Linked DNA regions of Homo sapiens: region 1 is linked to region 2. A link is an interaction called in ENCODE POLR2A ChIA-PET data of the cell type or tissue named here. Cell type or tissue: GM12878. All regions are shown on one strand. Region 1 overlaps ENTHD1 (ENTH domain containing 1). Region 2 overlaps SGSM3 (small G protein signaling modulator 3).

Region 1 (2,500 bases), 520 kb after region 2:
GGAATCTTGCTCTGTCTCCTAGGCTGGAGTGTAGTGGCACTATCTCAGCTCACTGCAACCTCTGTCTCCTGGGTTCAAGCAATTCTCCTGACTCAGCCTCCTGAGTAGCTGGGATTACAGGCACCCATCACCATGCCCAGCTAATTTTTGTATTTTTAGTAGAGACAGGGTTTCAGCATGTTGCCCAGGCTGGTCTCGAACTCATGACCTCAAGTGATCCTCCTGCCTTGGCCTCCGAAAGTGCTGGGATTATAGGCGTGAGCCACTGTGCCCAGCCCAGTTTTATGACTGTTTTCTGAATGCAGTTATCTTTGATTCAAATAAAATGTTTTTGAGCTTTTAAGGTATTAAACTAGTGACTACCCTATTTGGCATCGTGATTCAATTTTAAGTTTTTTATCCTTAACTGGAAAGTGAAGGAGTACAGTTTTCTAAGACTAGGTGTCTAGTTATGTGCGTATGAGGTCTCTTTGATCCTGTAACATAAATCAAGTAATTGAAATTTTCTAAAGTATGCTTCAGAATCCTAAAAGTGCTCTAAAATTATTCTAGGACAATACCTTTTACCCTTTCCTTTGCTTAAAACTTTAAATATGGACTACTGAACTTTTATAACAGAGGGATTTATTTATAATGTTATAATAGACATGAGTAGAAAAATGCTATCATCTTTTCTACCAAATTTGCTAAAACTTTAAAAAATGTCATTTTGCTCTAACTTCTCCAGTAGAAACCCTGTTGATAAGTTGTGTATGAGAAATGGACAGCTTGAGGAAGCAAAAACATTAGTGAAATGTGACTTAGAGAACTGTCCCTTTGTATTCAGTACAAATAGATAATTCCAACTGTCAGTTAAGTGCAAAAATGTAACAATGTTACTAGTAATACCAACACAAGTTAAGCTTGCTAAAAATCATTCAGGTACTTTTCTGTCTTAATCAAGAGTTTCAAACGTTCACCCAGTGAGACATAGAGTGAACATCCACACTTGGGATTGGAGAGAGACATTATAAGAGGGTAGCCATTGTAATTATAGTAGCAAATACTACCTACCGGCTTCTAAAAGTGGTGGGATCTTTAGGGGATCTGATTCTTTTGAAATAAATCTCCGAAAGAGACAGCCACTCATTCTGAAATTTTCTCATGGGAGCCTTTAAATCAAACTGATGCTAAAAACAGAGTAACAGAGAAGAATAACCAATTATGACTCATCCAGAGTTTCTTCCCCACTTTTGCTTCTTCGATGTTACCTTTCTTACTCTTCCTTCTTCCTTTCTTTTGTCAGTTCTTTCTTCTTTCATTGTAAACACATAATTATTGAATTTATTTAAAATTTGGATATTCAGCAGAAATTTGGAACTATAGGAGTGAGTAAAATAAGTTTTCTTTTATCATGGAACTAACATTCTAGTGGTAGAGACTGGGATGTCTCTGTCACAAGCATAAAATATGTCAGATAATAACAAGTCCTGTAAAGAAAAGGAAAGCAGGGTCAGGGAACAGAGTGACAGGGGTGGGTTTATTTTAGGTCACGTAATGAGAGAGGGCCTTTTGGAGGAAGTGAATCTTCAAACAGACCTGAATGAAGTGAGGGAGCAACCCACATACAGGCATACCTCGATCGATTGCACTTTGCTTAATTACACTTCACAGATAACGTATATTTTACAAATTGAAGGTTTGTGGCAATCCTGTACCCAAGAAGTTTATTGGCACCATTTTTCTGATAGCATGTGCATACTTTGTGTCTGTGTCACATTTTGGTAGTTCTTGCAATATTTTTAACTTTTTCCTTATTATTATATGTGTCATGGTGATCTATGATCAGTGATCTTAGATGTTACTGTTGTAATTGTTTTGGGGTACCACAAACCATGGCTGTAGAAGACCAGTGAACTTACTGATAGATGTCATGTGTGTTCTGACTGCTTCACTGATCCCGATCTCTCTCTCTCTCCTTGGGTCTCCCTAGTCCCTGAGGGTCAACAATATTGAAATTAAGCCAATTAATAACCCTACAATGGCCTCTAAGTGTTCAAGTGTAAGGAAGAGTCGCAGGTTTCTCACTTTAATTCAAAAGCTAGAAATGGTTAAACTTAGTGAGAAAGGCATGTTGAAAGCCGAAACAGGCTGAAAGGTAGGCCTCTTGTGCCAAACAGTTAGCTAAGTTATGAATGTAAAGGAAAAGTTCTGGAAGGAAATTAGAAGTGCTGCTCCAATGAATACGGGAATGATAAGAATGGGAAACAGCTTTATTGCTGTTATAGAGAAAGGTTGCATGGTCTGGATAGAAGATCCAACTAGCCCCATTATCACTTAAGCCAAAGCCTAATCCAGAGCAAGGTTCTAACTGTCTTTAATTCTGCAAAGACTGAGAGAGAAGAGGAAACTGCAGAAGAAAATCTTGAAGCTAGCAGAGGTGGGTTCATGAGGTTCAAGGAAAGCAACTGTCACCATAACACACAAGTACAAAGTGAAGCAGCAAGTACTGATGGAGAAG
Region 2 (2,500 bases):
TCTTGGCCTCAAGCGATCATCCTGCCTCAGCCTCCCAAAGCAGTGGAATTACAGGCATGAGCCACCACACCCAGTCCCCATTAGATTACTAAACCCATATTACTCCTCCCAGGTGACCATCTTGTCTTGGCTTGAACAATTTAGTGGATGTATCTATTTCCACATACCAAGACAGTCTGTCACCTGTGGATAGCCCTGCCTTAGGCTTTAACGTGGGCAGAAATCTGTTTGCTAGTAATATCTACTCTTTGGTCTTTTTAGGGGTACTTTGTATTCTACATACTTCAGACATTTGAAGATACCCACATCTTCTCCAAGATTTCTCTCCTCTTCAGGTTAAAGTTAGCTGATTATTTTAACTTTTTTTTTTTTTTTTTTGAGACAGGGTCTTGCTCTGTCACCCAGGCTGGCGTACAGTGGCACGATCACAGCTCACTGCAGCCTTGACCTCCCAAGCTCAAGTAATCTTCCCACCTCAGCCTCCCAAGTAGCTGGGACTACAGGCACATGCCACCATGCCCAGCTATTTATAATTTTTAAAGTTTTTTTTTGTAGAGACAGGTTCCCATTATGTTGCCCAGGCGGGTCTCAAACTCCTTAGCCCAATGGATCCGCCTGCCTTGGCCTCCCAGAGGGCTGGGATTACAGGCGTGAGCCACGACACCAGGCCTATTTTAACTCTTACATGACATGACCTCATGCCATGTAAAAGTTAAAGGTGTCTCAGCTGCAAGCCACCAAAACTGACTTTGGGTAACTTAAGTTATGAAAGACAGGAATGTATTGGAAGGATATGTAGTAGGACATAAAACCAAGGAAAAGCTGAAGACTCAGCTCGTTGAAAACAACAGCAGCTCTAGTGCCCAGATATTAGGAATTAGCCTGTGGTTGTGATGAAGGAGCTGCAACTGTTTATTGAACTTTTGTTACTGTGTCATTCAACCTAAGATTCAAATTAAAGGAGGAAAGCATCTATTTGCCTAACATCTGTTGGCCTGACCTGGGCCATGTGCCTACCACCTAGTTGGTCAGGGATGAACTGTTCTCCAAAGCAAAATTGAGCTGTTATCCCCAGAAGAACCTGGATTGGATGCTGGACAGGCCAAAACAACTTATGTCTACTAAATTTTCTCAAAATGTGATGCTTCAAATTCCACATGATCTAGATATGGAGGAGCAACACCAGGGCACTGTCTGCACACATGCTGCATGACTGGGAAAGTGACCAAATGTGTGCCTGTTTCCTGCCGGACAGTGATGGTCACAAGCATATTTGGTTATTCCTATGACAATCAAAGAAAATGTGTGCAAAATGCTTTGTAAACTCGAAGCTAACTGTAGTACTTAATACCGTAAATGCTTGTCACAGCCATTTTATATAGATTTTATTTAATCTTCAAAACTACTCTATTTCTTGATTATATGCTAAATTAAAAAAAACAAAAAACTATGAAGGTGGAGATTATGAGCATAAACTCTAGAGTCAGACTAAGTTCTAATCCTGACTCCACCAATCTTTAGCAAATTACTGTTTCTGTCACTGTTGTCTCACCTGTAAATGGGCATAATACTAGCAATACATAGGGTTGATGTGAGGATTGTGAGTTAATACAAATAAAATTCTTAGAACTGTGACTGGTATATATAGCAAACACCTAATACATATTAGCTATTACTATGAGTAGCACTAATTATTCCATTTTTGCAGGTGAGAGAAATGAGGCATGACAGATAACTTGTAAGTTCTCGAAGTTTACAATGGTAAAGCCAGGCCGGGTGCAGTGGCATGCACCTGTAATCACAGCAACTCATGAGATTAAAGCAGGAGGACCTCTTGAGCCCAGGAGTTTGAGGTTTCAGTGAGCTATGATCATGCCACTGCACTCCAACCTGGGCAACAGAGCAAAACCCTGTCAATCAATCAAGCAAGCAGACAAGCAAGGAAGCAAGCAGCAGAGCCGTAAGTTGAACTTCATTGTTGGTGCTCCGACTACCGTACTGTTTCCAAAAGACAAAAAAAAAAAAAAAAAAAAAAAAAAAAAAAAGTGGTAATTTGACTTTAACCCTATCCTCAAGTCACATAATTAAGGATATTTACAAACGAAACTCAAACACAAGAGAGGGAAAAGGGAAATGATCTGTTCTTTCATATCTTGTTTTTTTTTTTCCAGTTTTTTGAGACAGGGTCTCCCTTTGTCACCCAGGCTGGAGTGTGTGGTGTGTGGTGTGATCACAGCTCACTACAGCTTCAATCTCCTGAGCTCAAGTGATCCTCTTGCCTCAGCATCCTGAGTAGGTGGGACCACAAGCACACGCCACCATATCTGGTTAATTTTTAGAAATTTTTTTGTAGAGGCAGGGTCTCACCATGTTGCCCAGGCTGGTCTTGACCTCCTGGGCTTCAGTGATCCTTCCACCTCAGCCTCCCAAAGTGCTGGGATTACAGACATAAGCCCAGCCTGTTTCATGTCTTTAGAGTGTTAGCTTGCAGGCTAATTAG

The links. Peaks named below come from ENCODE experiments on the same cell type or tissue, not always from the same donor. Only the 100,000 strongest peaks of a DNase experiment are listed, where the experiment ranks them.
Region 1: POLR2A ChIA-PET joins it to region 2 with 12 read pairs; 2 of 35 experiments call an interaction of 5 or more read pairs at or near these places.

What each region holds. Positions count from the first base shown.
Region 1 is chr22:39,859,035-39,861,534 of GRCh38, reverse strand. All of the region lies in intron 3 of ENTHD1 (ENTH domain containing 1), which reads left to right. Among named protein-coding and RNA genes, the nearest start is that of ENTHD1, 33 kb to the left of the region's middle. In GM12878, no CTCF peak of the experiment used is centred here; DNase peaks (open chromatin) are centred at 829, 1,134 and 1,484; H3K4me3 peaks cover 1,270 bases; H3K27ac peaks cover 2,446 bases.
Region 2 is chr22:40,375,724-40,378,223 of GRCh38, reverse strand. All of the region lies in intron 1 of SGSM3 (small G protein signaling modulator 3), which reads right to left. It also overlaps a transcript of ADSL not described here. Among named protein-coding and RNA genes, the nearest start is that of SGSM3, 6.4 kb to the right of the region's middle. In GM12878, no CTCF peak of the experiment used is centred here; no DNase peak of the experiment used is centred here; H3K4me3 peaks cover 411 bases; H3K27ac peaks cover 342 bases.